Linked DNA regions of Homo sapiens: region 1 is linked to region 2. A link is a loop called in an ENCODE intact Hi-C map of the cell type or tissue named here. Cell type or tissue: PC-3. All regions are shown on one strand. Each heading gives the region's core, and the rest is flanking DNA. Links, peaks and the distances in the headings are about the cores only.

Evidence for each region. A loop is a pair of places that touch in the nucleus more often than their neighbours do. Peaks named below come from ENCODE experiments on the same cell type or tissue, not always from the same donor. Only the 100,000 strongest peaks of a DNase experiment are listed, where the experiment ranks them.
Region 1: it touches region 2 in a loop (7-fold over the local background); 5 of 110 quality-filtered maps call a loop at or near these places.

What each region holds. Positions count from the first base shown.
Region 1 is chr14:43,497,886-43,509,108 of GRCh38, reverse strand. No RefSeq gene overlaps it. Among named protein-coding and RNA genes, the nearest start is that of LINC02307, 880 kb to the left of the region's middle. In PC-3, for the core only: a CTCF peak has its summit at 5,390 (motif pointing left); no DNase peak of the experiment used is centred there; H3K27ac peaks cover 364 bases.
Region 2 is chr14:43,893,342-43,904,564 of GRCh38, reverse strand. No RefSeq gene overlaps it. Among named protein-coding and RNA genes, the nearest start is that of LINC02307, 490 kb to the left of the region's middle. In PC-3, for the core only: a CTCF peak has its summit at 5,671; no DNase peak of the experiment used is centred there.

The DNA.
Region 1 (11,223 bases), core at 1,290-9,289, 390 kb after region 2:
CTTCCTCCCTCCCTCCCTCCCGCCTCTTTCTTTCCCCCGCTCCCTCCCTCCCTTCTTTCCCTCCCTCCCTCCTTCCTTCCTTCCTTCCTTCCTTCCTTCCTTCCTTCCTTTCTTTCTTTCTTTCTTTCTTTCTTTCTTTCTTTCTTTCTTTCTTTCTTTCTTTCTTTCTCTTTCTTTCTTTCTTTTCTTTTCTTTTCTTTCTTCCCTCCCTCCCTCCCTTCCTTCCTTCCTTCCTTCCTTCCTTCCTTCCTTCCTTCCTTCCTTCCTTCCTGTCTCTCTCTGTCTCTCCTTCTCTTTCTTTCTCCTCTCTCTTTCTCTTTTTCTTTCTTTCCTTTAGACAAACATTGAGAATATCATACTAGGACATGTTTCTTTTTTCTTTAGGTGCTAATAGGCCAACAGACAAATCCAGTAATGAAAGGTAAATGTAAATTTGCTTTCTTACAGGCTCATAAGCTGTTTTTTTTTTTTAATGAATGGAAGCATTTGACAGCATAACAGCCTTCTCAGTGAAATTTTAGACGTCATTAGAACATTTTTCTTTCTCCATTGGGCTGTAATAGGCTAATAGAGATATCTAGCAATAAAAGGCAAATGTAAGCATACTTTCTTAAAAATGCATCGTAAGTGAAAATGTATTGATGTGGAAAGTTAGAGAACCTTAAGTTAAATAAGCAAGGTTTTGGGTTTTTTTTTTTTTTTTGGTAACTTTCTACAATACATACATCCATTTAAATAATAATAAAATGATAACAATAAAAAATGCATTATAAATTGTTTTGTTTCAGTGAATGAGAGTTTAACAAAGAAAGGCCTTTGTAGGCAAACATTGTGAATTTGTTATTACAATGTTTCTTTCTCCATCAGTTTGTATTATGCCAGTTTACATATACACCTCTAAAAGGCAAGTGTAAGCCTGTTTGTTTTTTTAAATTTATTTTTATTTTATTTTAGATTCAGGGGGTATATGTACATGTTTGTTATATAGGTATATTATGTACTTGTGGGGATTGGGTTTCTAGTGTATCCTTTACCCAAATAGTGAACACTGTTATCTGTTAGGTAATTTTTCAACTCCCACCTTACTTCTAGTCTCCCCCATTTTGGAGTCCCCAGGGTCTATTATTTCCATCTTTATTTCATGTGCTAATTGTTTAGCTATGACTTATAAGTAAGAACATGTGGTATTTGGTTTTCTGGCAATTAGCTTTATGGGATGAAATTGTCTTTTGATAGTGACTGACTTTGTTTCTATTTAAAAGCTCAGTATCGTCATCCCTCACCTTTTCAACTAGGTAAAATATTTAACATATAAAAATTTATTTTCTAAATATGTCTGTGAACTGATTGAACTATATAGGTAATGTAACATTTCATCCCATCATTTAGTATAGGTGTAACAAATAAAACCATTCACTAGCCCCTGTGATTAGTTGTTTACAGAGTATATCACTTGTAACACTTTCTCATGTTCTCCTACTTGTTCAACTATAGCCAATTAGATGGTACTCTTGTTCATTTTGTGGAGCTGAGGTGAGCCTATATTTCAGTTCTATTGATTGCAGTCTCTGAATTTGTTGTTGAAGAATACACATAAATATACCCAGTATACAACAAAACTTTAAAACTTGCACACATTTTCTAGTTATTGTAGAATGCAATTACATTAAATTACAATTTCATGAAAGTTTTACTGAAATAAAAAAAACTGAGCAAGGATGTAACAAAGTATATACTGGTTTATAATTTGTAACGATAATATGATTTACATTTTTTCATCTCTGATTAAATTCTGTTGTATTCCAGTACAATTTACAGTTTCTTTTTGAAGTTCTTCTCTCCTTGTCATATATAAGTAAGACAATGACTTGATTCACTTAGCTATTTTTCTAAAATCACCACTTTATGCATGCCTATGGGATTTATATTTTTCTCACAGCCAAATCAATTGATTCTTATAAAATCTAAGACAGTTTTAAAAAGAAAATTTGAATATACTTTATTGATAATTAATTTAATATTGCTTTCATTCCTTAAATCTATATAAAAGCAATTAGAAACATTTGTATTACATCTACATTCTTTTATGTGCATTTATCCATGTTACATACATAAATTGAATGAACATTTTGAAATGTATAGGAAATTCCAAAGGAGTTACATGTATGCCATCATCCACTTGCATACATGTCTTATTTAAAAGTATGTTAAACACACATAGACCAATTATTTTCATGACTCTAAATAGTTACAGGCCCAAATATTTCCATTTATACTTGAGCACCAATTGTTAAATTTATGCACTCTTATGCAACCAGGCATGTTTTTGAGAACCTCTTGGTGCTTCAGATTAGATAAAGATGGGATGAGTTCTCACCATTAAGTTCACTCTTTCATTTGGAAGGCAGACTATTATGGATTCTTAAATATTAGATACTTTCAATTTCTCTTATGAAAAGAAGTGAAATAACCTAGAAGAATATGACTGAAGTTACTAAAAAAAAAAAACAAAACAATGAAACCTATTTTGATATAGAATGTGAGAAGCTGTGACCTAGCAAAAAAGGTGCTGAAAGCTCTCTTAATCCATCCTAGGGAGATGTGTTCTTTCCTGTGCAGGCCAAGAAGAATGGCCATTCTTTCACAACTTGAGGAAGATTATTTTATTGCTCTTCTTATCATCCTTCTGCTTGAAAGCACATAATCAAAACTAATGTAAAATTGAAAGCAGCTCAACTCCCTCACAAGTGAGAATCAGGTTGATTAAACGAATAAGACTTTGAAGTAAAACATGAAAACTCCTGGTAAAACTTGCAATGTTTTAATTTTCTATTCAGAATTTCCAAATCCTCTAATAGCAGATTCCATGCTATTTAAAACTTGTCAGCACTGAAGTTATTCTGACAAAACTACAATAAATGTCAGTGAAAGGGAATTTTAATAAGTAAAATAATTTCTGAGTTAAGCATATTTTCATCCCCTCCAGAATTCAACACCTGCTCAAGCAGCACATTACTCTGTCTCAAAATAAAGAAGAGTCATATTTTTCCAAAGGTAACAATGAAGCTAGTTCAGTATTAGAGATTTTTAGAACATCAGGTTATCATTTACCTAAGATCAACAAAGTTTAACTTAGTCAAAATAGTATAAACGACTCGCTCAGATGCTCTTGGAATATGCTGATCATACTGATAATGGCTCATTGACATCTTTAATTTTGATGATAGATAATTCTTAATAACTCCATATTTAATCTCCTAATTGAACCTATACAGGGGAAATATTTGTATTAATTAGAGAAGATGTATAATTAACATGTGTATTCACATGTCTAAATTCATCAGGCTTTAGAATCAATATTTTAATAAGGAAAAATTATTTGATTGTCAGAAAGCATTTAGAATATTTAGTAGACTAAACATAGAGTGTTGGAAGTTTCTTATTTTCTTTTTGCATTCATTTACCACTACTACTTAAGAGTAAGGCTTTTGTATTTGTTATCTACTGCTGCATAACAAATTACCCACAACTAGCAACTTAAACAATTACACATTTACTATTTCATAATTTCTGAGGGTACGGTACTTGGAAATGACTTAGCTGGGTGATTCTATCTCAGGTTCTTTCATAAGGATGTAGCACAGATGTCAACTGGAGCTGCAGTCAATTGAGGTCTGGACTAGACTGTAGAACCATTCTCTAGAAGGTTTTCACAAATAGCTAAGAGGAAGGCCCAGTTCCTTGCTGGCTCTTGACACACAGTGACATTTTCACATTACACGGGCCTTTCCAAAAGACTGCTTGAGTATCCTCATGATATCCCACAGAGAGTGATTCCTTAGAGCATAAAGTAGCCACAATGCCTTGGATTACCTGGTCTCAGAATCACACATTGTCATTTTTGCAATGCTCTATTTGTTATATAGGTCAACCCTATTTGATGTGGGAAGGGATTGCACAGAAAGAGGAATAGGTTCATTATTACAAGGTTCATTAGGGTACCTAGCTATACAGAATCTTTAGCTTTAAAGTAATATCCAGACAGGTTGAAAATACCTAAATTACTCCTATTTTATGGCCATGTACTTTTTCAGAAGCTACTCTATTGGAGAAGCTGCTGAAATTGGCTTTTAAAGAATTTAAAAAATTCCCTTTCAAAAGTGCATTCTCATTTTTCCCAGTGAAAGAAGTTCATCAGGCCAGGGGAATTATTTTACATAATTTATTCATTTTCTTCTTTGTGATGAATGTTTTTATCCACTATTTCTCATATGCCCTACTCTTCTAGCATTTGAATAATTTCCATTTTTTCAGACCAACGTCTGTCTTACTTATTGACAATGAGAGCAGCAAATACTGTAACCTACTCTAACAATTTGAACCAACAATTTAGAAACATGACATATTTTTCTATCATTAGCTACTGGCTTTATATTTGCACGCTGCTTTTTCTCAAGAAGAATATAATCTTCTTGAATGGACAAAATTGTATACTTTTTTTACTCCTCATTATATCACTTGAGATAATCCTGAACACAGTATAAGTACAAAATAATTCTTATGCAGTTGAATTATCTATACAAAGGTAACTGCTGATAGCATTTCAGATAATACTGTGTTTCAGAAGTTAGTCCAATTTATCTGACCCTTGAGGGAAAGAGAAACCGTTCAGATGAGTAAATCCTGATGCTATCACTCTTCACCTGATTTTAGCCTACATTATGCCATTATCTGCCATTAACTGATAATGATTTTCCTGAAAAACATCGTTTTATGTTGATCACAATATCTTAGAAAACTAAAGTTCTAGAATATGTTTCATAAAACTATTCCCCAGTCAGTGTTACTTCCTTTTTGAAAGTTTTTTTTGTTTTAACTTAAAACTATTTAAAAAAAATCTTCTTCCTGGGGATTTTTTTTTATAACTCAATTAGAATTGATAGCACATTTCAAATTCACTTTTACTTTAACAAATTACTGTACCAAATTTCCTTCAGGCTGAACTTTGATTATTAATTAACACACATATCATGTAGCTAAAGGAACATAGGCACTTTATGGCAAGGGTTTTTTTTTTTTTTTTTAATTAAGTGTAACAGCTTATTCATCTCCAGTGACTTTGAGGTTAACTTTTAAAACTCATCTTTAACTTCTTCTTTATTTTGCATTATTGTGGAACATAAACTTCTGTGATTTCAGCTGACTAGTGATAATTATTATTGCCACTCACACTCCAGTAACAGCATCTGATTCCAGAAAGGAAGCTTTTCTTTATTTGGTTATCTCATGCCCTTTATTAAACTCAGGGCTTGGTTGTCAAGTATATTAAAGTTTACAATGCTCCATACTCAGATTTTTTTGCATTACAAGAAAAGTCAAATGAGTCTTTGGAGCCACCTGTTGGATAAGATAGATTATATGCATTGCATATATACTTCAGGAATTTAGGAAGCTTCTGTTAATTTATCAGTATTATGTATCCTACTATGCCAGTTTGCACTCCAAAAGATAGTCACATTTTTTTTTGCTTTTTTGTTTGCAGGTTTTGTGTTGGTTTTGTTTGTTTTTGTTTTTAACTAGAATTACACATCTTGATTCACAGTCTCACTTATCCTATAATGTTGTCCTATCCTCCTGGTTTTCCCCTTCCTATCATGATTCATGAAGACAACTGAATTCTGAGTCTTATCCACAAAATCAGTCACTCTTAGTCCCACCTTTGAGCTTGGAAAACAACTCAAATTTTGAGTTTGAGTTTTTTCCAACTGTAAATGTTTAGTACCTTTACAGTGTTTCAAAGTGCAAAATTTAAGAAAAAAATTCTTCCTACCACCCATATAGTGGTAGGATCAGCCTAGAATCTTTTATACAAAACCTGGGCTTACATTTCAAACTAGATGACATTTAAGTCTAAATTCTCACAGGAAGGTTTGACTCTGCTAGATTCCAGTGTCAACCACATTGTAGATATAAATTTATAGTCACAACTGTTAGCCTGTCTCTTAGGAACAAGTCCGTGGGTTTTATTTCTTTTATCTTTATATCTTGATTTTATGTCAGGGGACTCATTTTTTCTACTGAGCTTTGCGGTTGACCCTCAGGTGTTTAAATAGATGCAAATTTCAGGAGAAAGGTAATGAGGTTTTTGTTCTTGCCCTGTAGGAAGGCATCTTGGCTCTTCATAAATAATCTCCTCTCCTCTCCTCTCCTCTCCTCCTCTCCTCTCCCCTCCCCTCCCCTCCGCTCCTCTCCAGTCTCCTCTTCCACAATCCTTAAGCACATCATTATGTTTTTCATGCAGAGACAAAAATAGGTCCCTCCTCAGTGTACAAATCAACACATATTTTGAAATATACATATTAATGTGTACTTGTATCAGCATACATACATATGTATTTTATGTGTATGAAATATCATTTTATGTTTTATTAAAAATTCCCAGTACAAACTAGAAACATACGTTAAACTACAACTGCCAACAGGAATACCTTAAGAGCAGATAAAAGTAAGAGTTTTACTTTACATGTTGTGGACTGATAGAAGCTTTTAGATACAAACACTATATTTCTAGCTAGAAACAAAAATAATAATGACAAAGAAAGAATGTATATCATTGTATGTGTTAAGAGATAAAGATACCTCATGGACTCTCCTAGAACTTGAAATATGACCATTCTGAATCATGCTCTTTGGAAAATGGTAAAATGTTAAATCAAGTTCCTGTAAGAACAAATTATCCTGTAGTTTAGCTCTGCTGTGATTAGTTTGCCTTCCCATGCCTTTGTTATGAATTTACTGACAGACAGAAGAAACCTGTTACTTTTGCTATCATGGATTTCAGATCATTTTGCTTCAGGGAGTTGCTTTCTGATGCCATTTTTAATTTGCAATTTGGAAGTGGCCTTATGCATCACTTGAAATATAGCAGATTTTCATCTTTAAGTTTATCTTCCATATAACAAAATCTAAAACCCAGTTCTTGGCTCCCAGGTATCATTTTAAAAACCACACTTTCTGGATTAACATTTCCTACACGTATATAAAATATAATAATTATATCTCTCAGTAATCAGACTGCTACATATGTATGTTTTTATGAACTAACCACTTACATTTAAACTGACACATTTAATAATTACCGAATAACCTGATGTCTATAACATTCTATCCCTTTTAGGTGATATGTAAGTTTAATAGTTATAAAATAATATTTAAGGGAATGATATAATTATCATATAAAGTTGGAGAAAAATAAAATACACTGATAAAATAAATTATAAGATATATTATAAATTACTTGTTGATTATACTACAGAAAACTTGGTGGACTGATGGGTACATAATCTTATAACATCATGGACAGGCTTTAAATAGAAATGACACCTCATAGCTTGTCTAACTAACCCTGTCATTGCAATCGTTCAAATAAATCATCGTTTATAAATATTTTCAATATTTAATTGCTTGAACATTCTGAATACAGAAAAGGATAAGGTTAATGAAATTGGATTTGTGCTGATGTATTTGTGAACATGGAGAATGTCTACTCCCTTATCCTGTTTATTGGAGGACTTCCTTTTAAGAAATGATGGCTCTTAAAAGGGATGAAGAAGTGATGCCACCTATAAGGGATGAGAAAGCAATGTGGACTCACAATTCATAGTTACAACCATGCTAGTCAATTTAATAATGGCCAAGAAAGTCTCCAAGGATTAATATCAATTTAGAGCCCAAACCGAATCTAATAGTAGTTCAATTTGTTTATTTTAATTAAAAATGATGTATATTTTAAGCTGCTGACTTGCGGGTTTTTTCAGTAATTCATCTTATTGATATATAAATATGATAAAATACATAGATAATTCTATAGTTCAGTGGGTTTTAAAAAATTAATAAGGCCATATAATCACACCCTTATCAAAATGTAGAATTTTTATTGTTTCCTTATGCAGCTTCCAGTCAAGTTTCCATACTTCCTGCTCTCAGATATTTTTCCTATCATCATAGATTTCTATTGTCTAATCCAGAGCTTCTTATAAATAGAATCAGACAGTATATTTTGTTCTATTTTTCACCAAAATGACTCTCAGCAAAATCCTGGCATCTGTATTTTTACACAGATCAATAGTTTCTTCCTTTCTGTTCCTTAGTAAAATTATATTTTATAAATATGTCATAGTTTATCAGTTTCCCTGATGATGAATAGCTATTGTTGGGTATTTGCAGATTTTGCTTGCTACAAATAAAGCTACTATGAAAATTCTTTGTCTAAGGCTTTCTGTGGTCATGTTTTTATTTATCTTTGATAAATAAAACTCATGTATCATAGTTTGAAGAAGGTATCAAACTGATTTTCAAAGTAGATATATGCTTCTATCAGCAGTTTGTGAGTGTTTCAGTTGCTCTACAAACACAATTCAGTGTCGTCAATATTTTAAAATTATCATTCAGGTTGTGTGTAATGTTAAATCATTATGGTTTTAGCTTTTCATCTCTGGTAACTAATGATATTGATCAAATTTTTCATGTGCTTATTGGCCATTTGAGTATCTCCCTTTATGAAGTGTTTGTTCAAAATTTTCCTGCATGGGTTTTGCTCAATATAATGCTATTAGTAGAGAGAGGAAGAAGACTAGAAACAAGAATATTGAAAATTTTTTCTGTGCTATATAGTAATATCCAAATTTTTGCTCTATACTTTTGAACTTAAACTGTGTCCTTGCTTTATCTGATCATTGGGGTTACAGAAAAATACCTACAGGTCTATATAATTTATATATTTCTTTAACTTTTGTTTTAAATTCGGGGGTACACGTGCAGGATGTGCGGGTTTGTTACATAGGTAAATGTTTGCCATATTCGTTTGCTGCACAGATCATCCTATCACCTAGGTGATAGCCCAACATCCATTAGCTATTCTTCCTGATGCTAACCCTCCCCCATGGACTCCAACAAGCCTCAGTGTGTGTTGTTACCTCCAATGCGTCCATGTGTTTTTATCATTCACCTCCCAATTATTAGAACATATGGTGTTTATCTGTTTCTGCATTAGTTTGCTGAGGATAATGGCTTCCAACTCCATCCATGTCTCTGCAAAGGACATGATCTCGTTCCTTTTTATGGCCACATAGTATTCCATGATGTATATGTACCACATTTTCTATATCCAGTCTATCATTTATGGGCATTTAGGTTTATTCCATGTCTTTGCTATTGTGAATAGCACTGCATGAATATACACTTGCATGTATCTTTATAATAGAATTATTTATATTCCTGTGAGTATATGCCCATAATAGTATTGCTAGGTCAAATGGTATTTCTGCCTTTAGGTCTTTGAGGAATTGCCACAGTGTCTTCCACAATGGTTGAATTAATTTACACTCCCACCAACAGTGTTAAAGCATTTCATTTTCTCTGAAAGCTTGCCAGAATCTGTTGTTTTTGACTTTTCAGAAATAGCCATTCTGACTGGTGTGAGATGGTATATCACTGTAGTTTTGATTTGCATTTACCTAATGATCAGAGATGTTGAGCTTTTTTTCATCTGTTTGTTGGCCACATGTATGCCTTTTTTTGAGAATTGTCTGTTCATGTCCTTTGCTCACTTCTTAATGCAGTTGTTTGTTTTTTTCTTGTAAATTGGTTTAAGTTCCTTGTAGACTCTGGATATTAGACCTTTGTCAGATGGATAGGTTGCAAAAATTTTCTCCCATTCTATAGGTTGTCTGTTCACGCTGATGATAGCTTCTTTTGATGGGCACAAGCTCTGTAGTTGAATTAGATTCCATGTGTCAATTTTTGCTTTTGTTGCAATTGCTTTTTGGGTTTTTGTCATAAAATACTTGCTCATGAAAATATCCTAAATGGTATTGCCTAGGTTTTCTTCTAGAGTTTTCATAGTTTGGGGTTTTACATTTAAGGCTTTAATCAATCTTGAGTTAATTTTTGTATTTGGTTTAAGGAAGGGGTTGACTTTCAGTTTTATGCATATGGCAGGCCAGTTCTCCCAGCACCGCTTATGAAATAGAGAATCTTTTCCCCATAGCTTTTTTTTGTAAGGTTTGTCAAAGATCTAATATCTGTAGTTGTGCAGTCTTACTTCTGAGTTCTCTATTCTGTTCCATTAGTCTACGTATCTGTTGTTATACCAGTACCATGTTGTTTTGGTTATTGTTGCCTTTTAGTATAGTTTAAATTCAGGCAGCATGATGGGCCCAGCTTTGTTCTTTTTGCTTAGAATTGTCTTGGCTATTTGGGCTCTTATTTGATTTCATATGAATTTTAAAATAGGTTTTTCTAATTCTGTGAAGAATGTCAATGATAGTTTAATGGGAATAGCATTGAATATATAAATTGCTTTGGATAGTATAATCATTTTCACGATATTGATTCTTCCTATCAATGAGCATGAAATGTTTTTCCATTTGTTTGTTTCACTTCTGATTTCTTTGAGAGTGGTGTGTAGTTATCCTAGAAGAGGTCCTTCACCTTTCTTGTTAGCTGTATTTCTATGTATTTTATTATTTTTGTAGTAATTGTGAATGGGAGTTCATTCATCATTTTGCTCTCTCCTTGCCAGTTGTTGGTGTATAGGAATGCTTGCAATTTTAGCACATTGATTTTGTATGCTGAGACTTTGCTGAAGTTGTTTATCAGCTTTAGAAGCTTTTGGGCTGAGATGATAGGGTTTTCTAGACATAGAATCATGTCATCTGCAAACAAAGACTGACTTTACCTTTTCCTATTTAAATACCCTTTATTTCTTTCTCTTTCCTGATTGCCCTGGCCACAACTTCCAAAATTATGTTGAATAGGAGTGGTGAGGTAGGGCATCCTTGTCTTGTGTCAGTTTTCTTTTTTTTTCTTTTTTTTTTTTTGTCATTTATTTTATTTTATTTTATTTATTTATTTTTTATTATACTTTAAGTTTTAGGGTACATGTGCACATTGTGCAGGTTAGTTACATATGTATACATGTGCCATGCTGGTGCACTGCACCCACTAACTCGTCATCTAGCATTAGCTATATCTCCCAATGCTATCCCTCCCCCCTCCCCCCACCCCACAACAGTCCCCAGAGTGTGATATTCCCCTTCCTGTGTCCATGTGATCTCATTGTTCAATGCCCACCTATGAGTGAGAATATGCGGTGTTTGGTTTTTTGTTCTTGGGATAGTTTACTGAGAATGATGTTTTCCAATTTCATCCATGTCCCTACAA
Region 2 (11,223 bases), core at 1,747-9,746:
CTACATAAATATTTCAATGGACTGAGCTTCAGAAATTTAGACCTAACCCCTAATATTACCAAATATTCAACAGACTTTAAAATAGGTGTAGAAGTTTGTATCTCATGCACATATGACAGTAAAATGATAATAAAAGTTGTATTTTACATTTTTAAATTATTATTTTTTGTGTGTGTGTGTGTGCATGTGTGTGTATACAAACTATTTTCCATTTATCTGTATTTGAGTGGCTCAGGAAAGTAGAAATTTGGGGAAAAGCATCTAATAATCACTCAATTTAGGAAACAAAGTACAGCCAGATTAGCGCTGATTATGGACAAATTTACATTCAACTACTATTGTTGTAATTATTTCAGGGAGAGATCATAGAACAGAAATGTTATCTAGACAAGATGAACAAACAGATTTTGTATATGACCAGTTCTGCAGCAAGCTAAGCCTAGAAGCAAGCCTCACAGATGGTTTCAAGAAACCTTATTCTGATAAGAATCTTCAGGGAATGAGCCCAATTTATCGAATGATTGTAGAAGGATACCTAATCAATTCCTTATATGTCAATCTTTTCCCAATTTTTAAAATAGTGCTAGTTTAAGAATGGTTGTTTTCCAACTATCAAGGACCCAATTGGTGTCTATGCAAATAAGTAACGACATGCTGGCTGAGAAAATCTGTCTTCCTTGATAAATCTGTCTCCTGCTTTGATTAGATGATGTCCATCACACAAATTCTGAGGTGTCCAATTATGGAGGTCTATTATTCCCTAGGAGTTGGAGTATAGAGGGTTGGTTTATTTGAATATCTCAAAATGCCTATATTGAAATTATAAAATGTCATAACAATGTTTATTTTACCAAACACCACCACTGACTTTCATTCCTGAAATCCAAATGGAATTTTACAATACAGAATGGCTAAAACACTAACTTGTGCTCTACTTTGTTCCTGTAAAACATTTCAGACTTTTGCATACTTTTATCCTCAGCTTCTGATAGTAATCGTCTGTCTAACTTGCACATCCTGCTGTGGGATTCATGCAATAGAATTCTGGAAGGCAATGTGGCAGGACATGACCTCTTGGTCCCATTCTGGCCACAGCAAGTGTATCCTGGTAACATGGATCATTTAGTGTTACTGCACCCTTATGGCTAGAGGGAAGAATTCTATTTAAATCCATAGCTGTGTAACATGAATCATTTAGTGTTGCTGTACCCTTATAGCTGCAGTGAAGAATTCTGTTTCTTTAAGATTCATGGTAAAAATATAATGACATTATCAGGCACATGGTGTAGAAAGATATATGGCCCATAAAGAGCCAAAGCTGTTCAATTTCTGCTACCCACTGAACCTGCCAAACAGGTGCACAATTTACTTGGTGCTGAGTTTATTAAGAAACAGAGTGCTAATTCAGTTTCCTGCATCCTACCTTTATTCAGACATATAGACAATTAGGACTAGGGGCAGAGTAGTTAGCATTCTACACATTGTAGATAGTCCCTTCCTGTTAAATAGCAAGAACAAGAGATTATTAGAGTATGTATTATTCTCAGGAAATTCTGTTTCTTGTTATCAATACATTTATTGCTATTAATCACACTTCCTTGCAGTATTATCTCTGTTAAGAAACAATTGCTTTGCTAATGAATTGAATTCATTCCCAAGGATTCTGATTTGTAATTGTCAATCTACCATCTTATTCAGCATGCATTGCTTAGGTAACAACAGGTTAAAAACAAAAACCAGAAATAATGAAATTTAGAGATGACATGATATAGTGTGGTAATTTATCACACCATCACCTACAAAATGTTTTCTTTTTTCCCCAATCAATCAAGACTCACCATTACAGCAGTTCATTCTCAAGGCACTCACAATAAATTCTCATCCAGAGAACTATCCTTATTAATTTTCTATGGAAACTAAGATGTCTCTGTTGATCAGTATTTTACCTTTCCTAGGTTGTTCATTAATGTCAATACAAAAGTTCATGAGCTGTAAAATCCTGAGGTTAAGATTAAGCAGCTATTACAAGTGTACCTTCTGGCCTAAAGTAAAAGGCTCATAGAGTAAATTACTCTCCTGAATACCAGTGCTTAGTGGTTCAAGAGAGATTTTTTTTTTCTGTTTTATGAGATCACATGAAAGCTTCTTCACATTTTTTATTACTTTCCTTGCAGTAAACTCTGAAAAAAAAAACCTCACTCTGTCTGAATGGAAGCTGTTATTTTTCATCCTCTGAAGATTTATACTTCAATTGAATTTTTTCTTTCAGTACAGGAAAAAAGATGCATTTTCTCACAACATTCTCTTTACTGCTTTTTCTGGGCAACATTTTTTTCTGTAGGAATAAAAACGAGACACGGAGTACTTTGTCTCTTTGTATTTTTACTCAATGTAGTCAGTGTTTGCTGTTGGCCAAAGACCAAAGTATAATGTTAATATACAGAATGAAGAATGTCAACATAAAATGTACTTCCTTGACAAAGGTCATAGGGATACCTAATAAATAATCAAGATCCTTGTCTAAGCCCTTTCATCAAATTAATTTTATTATTCTCAGTGAGTGTCTAGACGTTCTATTGCTTAACCTTTCCTAGATTTTTGAGTGTAAATCTGCTATTGCTTGCTGTCTTGGAGAAATTACACAGCCTTAATTTCTGTCTGTCCTTGGGTAGACAGCAGCCTGCAGATGAACTAGCAGCTTCCCATATCTGGTTACAAGAATCTTTTGTACTGTGTAATGGAAATGGACTTGGTTATAAAATAAACCTATTTTCTAATTGCATTCAAACTCTGAACTGCCTTAAATTACTTGATATACATCTTACTTGGATGCTGATATTACACAGAGAGGCCTTATACTATTTACCCGACACCCTTATTTTGTCTGTCATGGAAATTAAATATTATCCTGCTCACCTGATGTCAACTCAGGCTTATGTCTGGCAATGTACTACTACCTTTTGGGTTAATTGGAAATTTATGTGAGAATATCCTATTGATTGTACTAGTTAGGGTAACCAGCACCTATAGTAACATAGACCCAAAATTGTGGAATGACTCAAAAACTGGTATTTTATTTTTCACTCACCTAATTGTCCCAAATAGATGGTACTGGTTTGTGTGTGACTTTCTATGTGGTGAGTCAGGTATCCAGACTGTTTTTGTATTTTTGCTTCACTGTCATCTAGGAAAAACACTATCCAGTAGAACTTTCTGCAATGATGATATGTTTTATAATGGTAATAGCCACTTGGTATGTGACCATTGAGTACCTGAAATGTAGTGAGTGTGACTGTGGAACTGAATCAAAATTGTATTTAATTTTAATTAATTTAAATATAAATACTCACTTAACGGCTAGCGGTGATTGTATTAGCAGGGTAAATTCCGGGTCAATTAAGACCCTGAATATATACGCAATATAATTAAGTATTTTGTGTATCCAGTTTGAAGAGGAGGAAGGAGAACATGAAGGAAGCATAGCCACTTCATAAAGCTTGATCTAGAAACAGCGCACATAATTTTCACTTTTTACTGCCCAGGGCTCTGAAACCTGGACACACCAAATTGAAAGAAAGCAGGAAATGTAATCTTGCTGTGTGCCCAGGAGGATGAGAAGGATTACACAAATTTTGATGAGTGACTAACACACCTTGTACTGCACTGAGGGATGAAATATAGTTATTAATTATCTGAATATAAGGATGTATTTTTTTAAAAAAACATTAGGTTAAGTAATTAAAATATTATTGCAGAAGAGCTCAAATTCCTTTTGGTTATATTGACCACTTCAGTATCAAAGAGAAGAGATGTGAAACTTGTTCAATAAGTAGATATTTCATAAATCAAGAAATCAGTTGAAGCAGGTGAAACTTAAACATGCCTCTCAAACTTCACCTGATCCTTTTCATCTGGGTATATACTGCCTCTGGTCATAGAATAACAGCTCTTAGGACCATAAACCAGGGCAGGAAGCAGAAAACTGTCTCACTGAATTCTGCCTTCCTGATAGAACTATGCTCAGAGGTCTTTTATTATGTATCTTGCTCCTACCCTTTCCAGTCCTATTGCTCAATGGCCTCAGTAAACCTGGTGCCTAATCCTCTGATGATGCAGCATCTTTCTGTTTTATTTTAAATTCTGGTTACATCTGTACTTTTCCTGCTTTTTTTCTGGCCAGTCTCACAGCTGCCTCTTATCTGCCGTGAATGCTGACAATCATGCTTACCTAGATACTTGCTTTTCTGACTGGTGGCTATTTAATGTCCTCTGCTGATCTGACTTGAACTTACTAACCCTGAGAATGATTGACTTCCAAACACACACACAGGAAGTTGAAGAGGTTTCTGGGGAACTTCGTCATTTAATCTTACATGACTTGGATTCTTGACTCTTTCTCTATTCCTTTTTTTTTTTTTTAAATAGGCTTTCCAAATATCTTGAATAAATACCTGCCAGGGCTGATAGTAACTACCAAACTTTATCCTAAATGTACATAACATGACAAGCGCTTATGTGGATGGGTATATTATTCCTAAATTTGCTTTATACATTTCTAACCCCTTCGTATTTTTCCCTGCCTACCTTTATTTGCAGTATTTCATTAGGGGCTTGTGTAGAAGGACTTCAAAGAAACAAATCAGTTTAAAAAAATTGGTCACAGAAAGTGATCAAAAGATAGTATTTCAAATGTTTTCTTTTAGATACTTTTAAATTGCTAGGTTCTTTTTCTTTTGGCATTCTTGAATTGTGTTTCATAAATGTATAGATATCTCTTTGTGCAAATATAGAGTGATACAAAAAGAACTAAACAACTAAAATGGGATAAGGAGAATTCTTGACAGTTTCATGAATAAAGACATGACACTTTCAGATTATTTTACATTCTTAAATTTTGTAGCTGCTCAATTGATTTCTTGTAAGGAAACTTTATTTCTTTTGAACTATTACCAATCAATTTTTATTCAGAAATTGTTAAGAAATCCAAAATATATCATCAACATGACAGAAATTTTAAGATGCTTATTATATAATTACCATATATATTTGGTGCCTCAGAAAAAAAAAACAGACTGGTATGCAACTTGTTTGCAGATAGAAATAAAGAGTGAGTTAGTGAAATTGGCTCATTATGTAAAGTTATATACATCCAGTGGGGTAATCTTAAATAATTCCCTGAAGTATTTTTGATATTTATTTTGAGATTTTATTAGAAGGTTATTTTTAATCTCTATGCAATAACTTGGTGCTATTAAGACTGTTGTCTGTTAGCCTATCTAACCTGGTAAAAAAACCAAATAAAGCACTAAGAATCTGCTAATGAACTGGAGGATAAATAGTAATCCTGCCTTGTAAGTTGTAGAGTCCTCCATAAACCCGTCTTCCATCATCATCATTAAAATGGCTGAGATATTGTAACAGAAATAACTGATAGAAAGTAAAATATATATTATTTAAATTAATTATAGAAATAGTTGATTTAGTCAATTAATCTTACCATCAAATATTTATGGATACCATTTTTCTAGCTATTATCCTAGGTTTGAGAGAAAGAAAGATCCCAAGTTCTAATACATTTCACTTGTGCATTGCTTTCTCATAGTTTCTATCGCACTCAATGTAATGTTTGTGTGAATGCTTCTTTTTAACACTAGATGGCAAGTTGCCTACAGGGAAGGACGAGAGAGGGAAACTTGTGATCAGATTCAACAAGTTTAAATTCAGAGAATATGGAAAAGTTGGGTCATAACTTTTGTGAAGGAGACATTCAGTGCAAGGATAATAAAGAACATCCCTGGATAAATGAGTAATTTTCCTCAAGAGAGATAAGAAATTCCCCAGGACCCAGACTAATAACTGAAATGTTGGGGCCTGGGAAAATATTATGCCTACCAGTCCCAATCCCACATTCTTCAAATGTAGTAAATTCAATCACGTAAAACCTAGCTTATAATATACATCTGACTCCCAAATTTTGGAGAGGTAATATTTATCTTTAAGACTGCAAAAATGTATTGGTGGAAGAAAAATGCGAGTGGGAGTTAGTATTTTTGAAGTATTATCGACCATTATTTGGTTCCTAGTACTTCTCTCTGTTCCCTGACCCTATTTAATAAGTTACCTTTGTCACATTTACAGATATTGTATAATAAAGGGAAATAAGTAGCTTAAGCAGTAGAGCAAACTGGAATAACTAGTATTCATGCATAGGTCATTGTGACACCAGAGTCCCTGTTATTAAACACTACTCAATATTGTCTCCTATCAGAACATATGAGGTTGTCCAGGCGCTCAGAGATGAGCAAATTCATAATAATAATAAATAAAACTAAATACAAAAATCAAAGAACATATAAGGTAACTAAATGCTGTTATTAGAGCTAATTTTACTAGAATAAAATAACATGATTGTTACCAATTAGGATGTGAATGACAAAAGAGTATTCACTGTGGCTCAAAGGGAATATAAAAGAAAGTAATCAGGAAAAAATGGCAAGAAAACAAGAAATTTGAGTTCACCATCAAAATTATTAAACTTGGAAAATGATTTAGGTAGGTTTAAAAAGGAGAACATGTTAAATAAAGTTTTTAAAGGATAGATTTTGGTAAAATTACAGAAAGTTTTGGATCCTATTTAAATTTTTTTTTTGCCTTAGCCATTGAAAGACTTTGAAAAGAATAGGGTGACCGAGATGAACATAGTATTATTGTAGGTAGAATGGCCATGCAACTTATCCCCTAATTGGATCTTTTTTTTTAGAGTGAAAGGGACTGCTTTCATTTGTCGCAATAGGAAAAATTAGGAGTGTTTCAGGAAAACTGGGATGTATGGTCACCCCAATTATTGGCCATCATGTTCATTAGAAAGAAACATAGAAGATAAGAGCAAGAAAAGAAGACACTGATAGTCTTGCTATAAAACATGAGAACCTGTACTGCTTTAATAAGAGGGAGGATAAAATCAAACCAATTGATTCAAGGGCACAAGTGAAAGACATATGCACAGAATATAGTATTTGCTTGAATGTGGCTGTAGGATGGTTAAAATGATGCATAGTTTGGTTGGATATGTCTGGGAGAAAATATCACTATTAAGAATTAGATAATCTACCCTACTAGTCTCAAATTGAACATGTGTCAGAGAAAACAAAAGTGTATGTCTATAGTGTCATGAAATTATAATGTAAAGATAATGGTAAGTTTTACAAAGTGAATAGAAATTTTCTATTAGACATTTAGGGCAAAGGACCAAGTTGTATTTATTATTTTTCTCCCAGAATCTAGTTTAGTCCACGGCACATAGTAGGCATTCCAATCATATTATTTTGATTATTCTTAAAAGGAAGTTTTTACATAAAAATGTTTTAATGTTACTGAGTATAGGAAATACATTATAATATTCCTAGGAAGGTGTACAGAAGGACAACTATATTGCGATAATAATTCAATTTGCACACCTTATTCCAAATCTCAGTGCCCCAGGTACATCATGGAAGGGTAAATAACATCCATCTCTAATAAATGAAATAAAGCCACCTTATGTCTTTACTAAATCAGAATAAATGATAAGCCTATGGGACAGCAAAAATCAGTTAACTAGTTTAATGTCTTATTTCACCCAATAATTATGATAAAAATCCAATGAAATAAAAAGATATTATTATACCTTTAATGTGTCTAACTTTAATGTAAAAGGGAAAACAACAAGAAAAGCCACCAATTATTTCATCAAACCAGTGTTGCAAAAACATTAAACAACATGAATTTCTCTTACATGACATTCAACCCCCAGTTGTTAGCTTTGAGGTGTTTACAAGAAGATAGAAAGTATTTATAAGGAGGATGAACCAATTTTCATACTTAGTTTACATTATTTTTGGAGGAAGGTCATCTACTAACTTTTAGTTGAAAAAGTCTTCTCATTGGACCTAAAATAACTCCAAATTGCTGTGTATTAAAGACATGTCTTCTAAATGCTATTTTTGTCTTAAAGTAGTACATTAGTTAATGCCTTCCTAAGTTATAGTTATACAATTCTGGATATATGTAGGGTATATTGAAGGCTCAATTTGATTCACCTTGGGGGAAGACAAAGTCATATTGATAGAGTAACTACAGAATGACCCTTCACTTTCACTACATCCATCTTAACCACTGGAGAGCAATGAGCTTCTGAAGAGCCCTTGTGCCAGCTTCATAGCTTCTTGCCCCTACCTCACTCAGTATCCCAGCCATGGTGCATTGGTTCTGTGTACTTCAACAAGCTTTGCACAAGATAGCCTGACTGCACTTTGCCTTATTTACATTTTCTGCACCTCACATTTCCTGCTCCATGGCTTCTCTGAAGACAAAGTTTAGGAAGCCAGCCGGGAAGCCTACAGGAATTCTTTGAGCCTCATGCATACAGTACTTAGAAGTGTGAGGGAGTTGACATTCCTTGAGGCAGCACTTTATCAATGGGGGATAGGAGCCCACGGATTAATTCTCTTGTTTTTCCACTGGGTGGATAGTTTTAAGGTACATTTTATTAGGCATCTCAGAATGTTTTGGTGGCATCATGTGATGAGTCACCCTTAGCTGTAAGAACTCCTTGTATTGGTTTTACTTCCTTTTCTTATTCCAACTCTCCAGTGTTCCAAAGTAAATTACGTAACTATAGATCTTTGTCCCAGGCTCTGCTTTTGGTGAAAGGGTTGGTACTGGGAGTAGCCCTAGAAAGTATACCCTCAGGATATTGATGCTCTGTTACTTACTACACATATGACAACAGAGGCCCCATTATTGGTAGTAAGTGCTATTGGACAGCACCATTATATAAGGGGATACACAGTTCTGACTTAGTAGTATGGCACCTACACAACATTGCTTTGGAACGAGGAACTCAATTTGTAATAAAGGAGATTCTACAATATGCACATGACTGTGGGATCTGTGGGTCTTCCCATCTATCTCATCACTCAGAAACATCTACGTTGATAGAGCCATAGATTGACTTTATTAAGCCTTAGCTAAGATACCAGCTCAGGGACTACCACTAAGATTTGGAATTTTGTTTTCCAAGATGTTGTACATATGTTGAGCCAATGACTGATATGTTGTACCAGATCCTGAAAAACATTCCTCTAGGAATCAAGAAGTGAATGTAAGATGGGTCTATTCATCCTAACTCTTACTGTCCTGTACTTACAGCAATCATGGCCCAAAAAGGGCAAGGAAATTGAGGAGTTAGATTTTTGAGAGACTATTATTTTGTTACATAACCAGGTAAAAACACTTGATAGGCTGATATAAGAAATAAAGTTTCAAAAAACCTAGAACACATGGTGAAGACAAACAGAGTTAATGGTGAAATATCAGTTAAGGACTATGAGTGAGCTGTAGGAACAGAGATTATAATTAGTCACAATAATTGTCTTTTATGAAACTCATAGAATTTGGATCAGGCTGAAGGGTACTATAAGATGGATCGGGGTTAATGGAGAGCATAAACCTATCTACATATCTAAGCGAGGCACAGGGCTGACTGTATAAAATACCTTTTCAATGCGCTTCAAATCTTCTTGGCCTCATCTCATTACTAGCAGAGATGTGGCAACTAGTTTTGAGTGAGTAGAACCTAAGAGTTTCTCATGCTAAGCACATACTCCGCACCTCTTTCTTCTTGCCCTGGTTTTTCTCTGACATTATAATGTAAGAACTTCATATTCATGTAGGAACTTCAGGTCTTTCACACATGCAACTAGGAAGTACCAAAATGTTAATGTCCGATGGAACAATCCTTTATCTATGAGGGAGGGTGACAAATAAATGTTTCCCTTTCTTACCGCTAGGGGGCATAATTCTGAGATACTTTTCTCAAGGCTCCTCAACAGGTCCCAGCAGTATTCAGAACTGATGATACACAGTGGTGGCTAAGTCAGTAATGCACCAGTACATTAGCTTCCTCTCTTACCCTGGATCACTTCTCCAGTCCCTCATTTCTGCTCTTACAAACAATCTTTTGTCTCAGACATTGGTGTTTGGGTAACTAGACTAAGCAAAAACATTAGTAAAGAAAGTGTGTGATTGCATTACCTTCTGATGTTAGGTAGAGTGGGAAAAAGACACAGTGAGATCTAGATACAATTTTAAAGTATAAGAATTTGCCTTTACATTTACTTATTTTCCTCTTAAGAATCCTACTATATTTGTTCTAATTGCTGCGCAGGGCTCTCAGGTAATCCGTATCACGATTTTCTATTAAAATGATTTGTTTTCAATGAGATGACAAGTTAAAACTGAAAAAAATAACTAAATTGTTCAAATATGTACATTGATAACAAACAATAGCTTACTTCACCAAGATATCCTTTGCGTTTTAGTAACAAATAGGTACTCAATCTAGAACATGGGCTCTAGCTAGATTGTGAAGGGACCGTGACTGGTTGTTAGGAATATAGTTTCAGAGAAAGATGTCTTGATGTCCTGTAAATTACTTTTGCTATAAAAAATGACAAACTTATAATCAAATAATAGGGATTACTTTTTCTTGAATGTTATATCTATTGTTAACAAATTTTGATGTAATAGTAGATGCCAAAGTTAGGTTAAATTTTGATCACATGTTTCAACCTGTCATAGGGATGGCATTCAAGTTATATAACTTCAAATTACTAATCTGAATATTCCTGATTTAAATTTGCTGCAAAACATGTACACTCTGAAACTTGTAAAATTTTGGGAAATTAATATTATTGCTGAAAAATGTTACAGCTAAAAACAGTAAATGAAAAATATTGTAGTAATCTTATATGGCTCTTTGGGCTGTTTTTATCAAAGCTACTTTATAAAATTTTTAGAAGCACTGCTATTGAGAAATATATGACTTGGCTGTTAGCATTATATTCAGTAGAAAAATAATAGTAGGTCAGTTGCATGCACAACATATAATTTTCTTAATATTTTCAGAACTTTTCCTCTAATATCTACCTATAACAACATTGAATTAAGAAATTTGATTTTTGTGTTTGCCTGAAAACTATAATATTAAATTTTCCATTGAAATAGAAAAGTCACATTTGTTTTCTGATTTTCATATTAGTAATTTTTTCTCTGATTTAGTAAAATTTTAAGAGTACACTTAATTATTCAGTTTCAGTGAGTTCTGCTTAGCTATATCTACTACAACACTATTTGGTTCTAACTCCAACAATTAAAAGTACAGTGCTGGACACAGATGTTATG